2 separate regions of the Homo sapiens genome follow, and region 1 is linked to region 2. Evidence: chromatin contacts called from ENCODE Hi-C or POLR2A ChIA-PET data. All regions are on one chromosome and are shown on one strand. The core of a region is the stretch at or near the end of the contact, and the rest is flanking DNA. Distances in the headings are between cores, read along the strand shown. Region 1 has its middle 51 kb from the start of ADGRF1. Region 2 overlaps CLIC5 (chloride intracellular channel 5).

Evidence for each region. A loop is a pair of places that touch in the nucleus more often than their neighbours do. ChIA-PET counts read pairs that join two places held with the same protein, here RNA polymerase II (POLR2A). Pooled maps may share reads with other maps.
Region 1: a map of mammary epithelial cell shows a loop between it and region 2 (31-fold over the local background). The contact joins two enhancer-like sites. A Hi-C loop is called at or near these places in 2 of 168 maps with a recorded cell type or tissue (HCT116 and mammary epithelial cell) and 6 of 50 pooled maps. POLR2A ChIA-PET finds 5 or more read pairs at or near these places in 1 of 52 experiments (PC-9).

What each region holds. Positions count from the first base shown.
Region 1 is chr6:46,989,308-46,992,852 of GRCh38, forward strand. No RefSeq gene overlaps it. Among named protein-coding and RNA genes, the nearest start is that of ADGRF1, 51 kb to the right of the region's middle. Within about 2 kb of position 1,596, at least 8 of the 41 ENCODE cell types and tissues checked have a DNase peak (open chromatin) inside an H3K27ac peak, as active enhancers do.
Region 2 is chr6:45,929,017-45,932,334 of GRCh38, forward strand. All of the region lies in intron 4 of CLIC5 (chloride intracellular channel 5), which reads right to left. Among named protein-coding and RNA genes, the nearest start is that of CLIC5, 85 kb to the right of the region's middle. Within about 2 kb of position 1,620, at least 4 of the 41 ENCODE cell types and tissues checked have a DNase peak (open chromatin) inside an H3K27ac peak, as active enhancers do.

The DNA of each region.
Region 1 (3,545 bases), core at 346-2,845, 1.1 Mb after region 2:
TTCCACGAATGTGACTTTTTTATTTCACCCTTTTTAAATTAGTTGTTGGGGAAGGGGTGGCTGCATAACATTTCCCACAATGTGGTGAAGTAGAAGACAGATAGGGCTGGCTCTCCTGCCCAGACTACCTCAGGAAGAGAGAGTCACATTATCACCAGTGCCAGGCAAAGCTTTCATGCTGTGAAGAATTATCCTTGGCAGTGCCCAGCAGCATGTTGTCATGGAATTCAAAGCTGCCTTGCCCATCCGTGTTCAGGGATATGGCTGAGATCTAAGAACTAGGAAACCTTATCCACAAATCCAATGTGTCCCTTGGCAGCACATCACACTGAGGAACTCCTTTGCTCTGGTTTCGAACATCAGGTCAGAATTCCAAAGGGGCGTTGCCTCCCATTTGGTTGGCATAATGTAGCTGTTGGCAATGTTTTATCTACAATTTCTACCCAGCAAGATAAAGTCTTGCCAAACCCATTTGGGCTGCTATTCTTCAGTGATAAATTTCTCTTCTCCCAGCGTGATACTCATGAAGAGACCCAGAATTATAGAAAGTCAGAGATAGAAGAGACCTTTAAGCTTATCAGATGAATGTGGATCTGTGGTTTTACAGATGGGAAACTGAAATACAAGGAGACAACAGGAAGAAGCTAGACCCCAAGTCTCCCAAAGACTCCCTGTCCCACAGAAAAATCTCCCCATTCCCCCACAGGAGCCAATCAAGGAAATACAACTGGGCACATTTGGTTAAGATCAAGCCAGGTGAAATGTGGACCCCCTATGGGAGAATTCATGGTAATCAGTGAACTAGGGGGACTCTTCCCCATCACCTCTTTTAGTTCTTTTCTCCAGTCTCACCCCTCCTCCACTTTGCCCAGGTTAGCAGGAGACTCTCAGATAAAGGATATGGAAAAATTACCTCATGGCGTGGTGTTAAGAATGTTATTCTGTTAAAAGACAGCCCCAGTGTACAATTTCTCTCCAAAAGGGATACACATCTATGGATAAAATATAATCTGTTGCTGCTTCCTGAGGTGAGGTCAGTGGGGAGGCTTTCCGAACAAGGGAGGGGAGCTTGCTAAGGTGAGCCCACGCCACAGTGGTGAAGGCTGAGGAGTTAACTGCAAAGCAGCCCTGAGCGTTCCAGGCCAATCCCTGGGGACCTCGCAAATCTCTGTACTGCATTCAAGTCACTGTTTTATGTTTGTTTGTTTTATTTTGTTCCCTCCACCCTAAGACCTTGGGTACAAAGTGGAATCTGTAAACAGTTTTATGTAATTCATCCACGGAAGTGGGGCTCTAGGCTGACAAACCTATATAAAATTTTCCAGACTATTCCTTCCCAAAGTAAGAAATGAATCCAAAAAGCACAGAATATTTCTAATCTATTTTTCAAACCACATATTTGAATTAACTCTGTTTTGCCCAAGGTATCCAAGGTATAACCCATTGATACGACTCAAATAATAATAATAATAAACAAAAACACTGTTTTTCTAGCAGATAAAAATTCCGTGACACCCATGGCTACTTCCCGCTTTGCTTAAAGCAGTCTTCAGTGTTTACCAGCACACTTGGGCATAAATCCAGGAAACAGAGGCATTGTTTGCCATCAGGAAACAGAGCTATTACAGTTACAGATCCCTAATCTCCTTTATTATACAAACCAAAGCAGCAACAATGCAGATTGCCCTTAATTAGAGTGGTGAGATTAAAACGCCTTTTGCACCCTCAAATTCAAGAGTGAATTTCAGGTGTATTTAAGGTTTAAGGAAGTTGTCCAGGATTTATTTCTTGGTCTGGACTGCCCCCTGAAGTTTGATAAGGGTAAGTACAGTATAGGCCTACTGCCTTCTTATAAAATGCAGATTGTCTTTCCACAGAAGAACCACTTGAGGTTGTCGCAAGATGGCTAGGTATTGACAGAATGTATCTCAAAATAATAAGAGCTATTTATGACAAACCCACAGCCAATATCATACTGAATGGGCAAAAACTGGAAGCATTCCCTTTGAAAACCGGCACAAGACAAGGATGCCCTCTCTCACCCCTCCTATTCAACGTAGTATTGGAAATTCTGGCCAGGGCAATCAGGCAAGAGAAAAAAGTAAAATGTATTCAATTAGGAAAAGAGGAAGTCAAATTGTCCCTGTTTGCAGATGACATGATTGTATATTTAGAAAACCCCATCGTCTCAGCCAAAAATCTCCTTAAGCTGATAAGCAACTTCAGCAAAATCTCAGGATACAAAATCAATGTGCAAAAATCACAAGCATTCCTATACACCATTAACAGAAAACAGAGAGCCAAATCACGAGTGAACTCCCATTCACAATTGCTGCAAAGAGAATAAAATACCTAGGAATCCAACTTACAAGGGACGTGAAGGACCTCTTCAAGGAGAACTACAAACCACTGCTCAATGAAATAAAAGAGGACACAAACAACTGGAAGAGCATTCCATGCTAATGGATAGGAAGAATGAATATCGTGAAAATGGCCATACTGCCCAAGGTAATTTATAGATTCAATGCCATCCCCATCAAGCTACCAATGACTTTCTTCACAGAATTGGAAAAAACTTCTTTAAAGTTCATGTGGAACCAAAATGAGCCCACATTGCCGAGACAATCCTAAACAAAAAGAACAAAGCTGGAGGAATCATGCTACCTGACTTCAAACTGTACTACAAGGCTACAGTAACCAAAACAGCATGGTACTGGTACCAAAACAGATATATAGACCAATGGAACAGAACAGAGCCCTCAGAAATAACACCACACATCTACAACCATCTGATCTTTGACAAACCTGACAAAAACAAGCAATGGAGAAAGGATTCCCTATTTAATAAATGGTGCTGGGAAAACTGGCTAGCCATATGTGGAAAGTTGAAACTGGATCCCTTCCTTACACCTTATACAAAAATTAATTCAAGATGGATTAAAGACTTAAATGTTAGACCTAAAACCATAAAAACCCTAGAAGAAAACCTAGGCAATACCACTCAGGACATAGACATGGGCAAGGACTTCATGACTAAAACACCAAAAGCAATGGCAACAAAAGCCAAAATACACAAATGGGATCTAATTAAACTAAAGAGCTTCTGCACAGCAAAAGAAACTACCATCAGAGTGAACAGGCAGAATGGGAGAAAATTTTTGCAATCTACCCATCAGACAAAGGGCTAATATCCAGAATCTACAAATAACTCAAACAAATTTACAAGAAAAAACCAAACAACCTCATCCGTAAGTGGGCAAAGGATATGAACAGACACTTCTCAAAGGAAGACATTTATGCAGCCAACAGACACATGAAATCATCATCATTGGTCATCAGAGAAATGCAAATCAAAACCACAATGAGATACCATCTCACGCCAGTTAGAATGGCAATTATTAAAAAGTCAGGAAACAACAGATGCTGGAGAGGATGTGGAGAAATAGGAATGCTTTTATACTGTTGGTGGGAGTGTAAATTAGTTCAACCATTATGGAAGAGAGTGTGGCGATTCCTCAAGGATCTAGAACTAGAAATACCATTTG
Region 2 (3,318 bases), core at 370-2,869:
ACATGGAATGGTGTTGGTGGTCTCCGCTCTACTCCAGTCCAGGAGCCCACACAGCAAAATTCCACTAATGAATGCGCCCACCCACGCAGGGCCCAGCTCTCCCCACCCCCTTCTCCCCATGCCTGCCCCATTCAACAGGCCACGCCACCACCAACCGCCTTCCTTACAACTGCCCAAGGATTCGTTTCAGGAGCAAGATTTGTTAAATTATAAATTGGAAGCATCCACCTCAATAATGAACCAAATCAAAGACCCTCTGGAGGAATCCCTCAGGCAGCTCATGGGAGGGACCAGAGGAAGCATTTGCCCACTCCTCTCCCTCCTGCCCTCAGCCCCAAGGACCCTCCATGAGGGAGGAGACGAGGACATGCAAGTGCAGAGCCCACCAGACCTCCGAGGTGGGTCCCACCGAGCCTAGGTTATTTGTTTTTCCTTACAAGAATGCTAGTCAAAGCAAAACTTTAACCCAACAAACCAACAAACAAAATACCCCTAGTTGGCTATTTGCACACAGGGGTTGCCAAGGAAGGCAGCCTGAAGGGTCCCTTTGTGACCAGAGGCGTTTTTGAAAGGAGACAGCAATGGCTGCTTTATGAGGAAGTGGTGAGACGGTCACATGTTATCCGCATTGCTGTGGAGGTCGGCCTGACCACCCAGGAGCCTTCACCAAGATGGCCTGATAACAGCCCACCGTGGGGCTCCCAGGCCTCTGCAGCGGTCTTCCTGGGACCCAACTGTCCTCCAAAAGAACTGCTTCCAACAGAGTAGACATGGAGCCCCACGGCCACCTAAGTGACTCTGTTTCTGAGCATGCTACAGGGTAATTAGGTTTCACATTCCTGCTGCTTTTTACACACGGCCTTAGCTTTCTCATCAGGCCTGTGGCAGAGCACAAGGCAGAATGAGAAGGGGGGTGCCGCATCCATCCCCTGGATGGCCAGGCCCTCCAGACAGGGCCACTGTGACACGGGGGCTGGGGGCTGGGAGGGAGGAAGGGGAGAAGGCATGAAGCGCCTTATGATTGAAGTGGCTTGGAATAATAAATATACACACTCTTTTTTAAACGTGGCTCACCACATCCTGGGAATCTGGAAAAAATGCCCCACTTCACTGTCCCTCACCCTCCTCCCCACCTACCCCCCAGCAGCAGTGGCTTTCATGACGCCTGGGGGAAAGCACAGGGCCTTTGATAATAAGGGGCTTGTTAGTTCTAGGCTAACAGCCCTCCCAGGCCGCTCTGAATCCTTTCAAGCACTTTTTTATTTTAGGTCAAGGAAGTTCGTAAATGTAAAGACTCGAGATTGTAGAAGGAGAAGAGGAAAGGGAGAAAGAAGCATTTGGGGGTAGTTGTCATTGGGAGGGGCAGCCAGGGACCTCCTATGGTAGATCCGTCAGGCCTGGTGGACATGCCCTTCCCTTGGTGTGGGGGACAGATAATGGAAGGTGGCTTTGAGCCTTGAAGAAGACCTAGCCTTGTTTGAACCGTCTAAGCTTTGGCTTAGATAAAACTGAATCTTTGTATAGGAAGACCCTTTCGAATCCACAGGCCTTGAATAAATCACATCAGCTGGCTCTGGCGACGATTCCTCTGCCTGCCAGAAGAGGGCAGCACATGCTTCCTCATTACAGGGAAAGCTGGGCTGCCCAGTCCAAAGGGTGGACACTAGGTATGGAGGCGGGGGGAGCACTGTGAAATTAATAGCAGCAGCAGCAACAGCAGCAGCAATAGCTATCACATATTGGTGCCTACTGTGTGCCAGGAACTGTCCTAAGTGATTTATATGCATTAATTCATCTAATTAACATGACAAATCTTCAAGAGAGGGTGCTATTACAATCTCCATATTACCGTTGAGGAGGCTGAGGCATACTGAAATTAACAGAACTTGCTATTGTAGCCACGGACTGCCTAAGATTGAGGTCAGCAAATTACAGTCCAAGGACTAAATCCAGTTCACTGCCTACTTTCATGCTGCCCTCAAGCTAAGTATTGTTTTGTGTTTTACATTTTTGCATGGTTGGAAAAAAGTCAAAAGAAGAATAATATTTCATGAAGTGAGAATGATGTGAAATTCAAATTTCAGTGTCCACGAATGATGTTTTATTGGAACACAGCCCTATTTATTTGTTTACATATTATCTGTGGCTGCTTTATGATTCCTGCAGCAGAATTGAGCAGAGTCTGGTAGAGGCTATGTAGCTTGCAAAGCCTAAACTATTTACTATCTGACCCTATATAGAGAAAGTTTGCCAAGCCCTGACTTATGAGGAAGAGCTACCTGTTTCCAGGCAAGAGGGACAGAGAACAGAGTTGCTATTTACTGGAAATGGAGCTAGTATCGCTATCCCAGGGCAATTTAGAAGCAATGTTGAACTTGATTCACTTTTTTTCCAACAGGGCAGCTCAAGGTCAAGCAAAAGGAGGGTCTGACATGTCACTGAATAGCCTCAAGGAAGTAATAAAAGGTTAGATCTGGAAAGGACTGTGAAAGTCCACTATTATGTCTCAAGTCTAAGGTGCACATTTTTTTCACTCTTTAACATCTGTGAAATCAGGCAATGTCTTACAATCAAAATATGAGAGGTTAAGTGAAAACACTTTGTTTAAGTGATAGCATTTTGTTGTTGTTTCTTAGAGGTTTGTTTGTTTGTTTGTTTTTGAGATGGAATCTTGCTCTGTCACCCAGGCTAAAGTGCAGTGGCATGATCTTGGCTCACTGCGACCTCTGCCTCCCGGGTTTAAGTGGTTCTCCTGCCTCAGCCTCCCAACTAGCTGGAATTACAGGTGTGCGCCACCATGCTCGGCTAATTTTTTTGTAGTTTTAGTAGAGACTGGGTTTTGCCATTTGGCCAGGCTGATCTCAAACTCCTGACCTCAAGTGATCTGCCCACCTCGGCCTCCCAAAGTGCTGGGATTATAGGTGTGTGCCACTGTGCCCAGCCAGTATTTAAAATAATAGTGTCGTACAATCAATGACACCTTAGATTAGGCAGTTCCTGCCTCCAAAGATCCAGCCTCTTTTTGGTCCTTTCTGTTGATGGGATACTCACTTCTTTTGCTGGCAGTCCATTCTACAGATTTAATTTTAAAGTTTCTTTTCTTTTTTCTTTTTAGACGGAGTCTCATTCTGTCGCCAGGCTGGAGTGCAGTGGCACCATCTCGGTTCACTGCAACCTACAACTCCCTGGTTCAAGTAATTCTCCTGCCTCAACCTCTCAAGTAGATGGGATATAGGCACATGCCCCCACGACCAGCTAATTTTTGTATTTTTAGTAGAGACGGGGTTTCACCATGTTGGCCAGGACGGTCTCAAACTC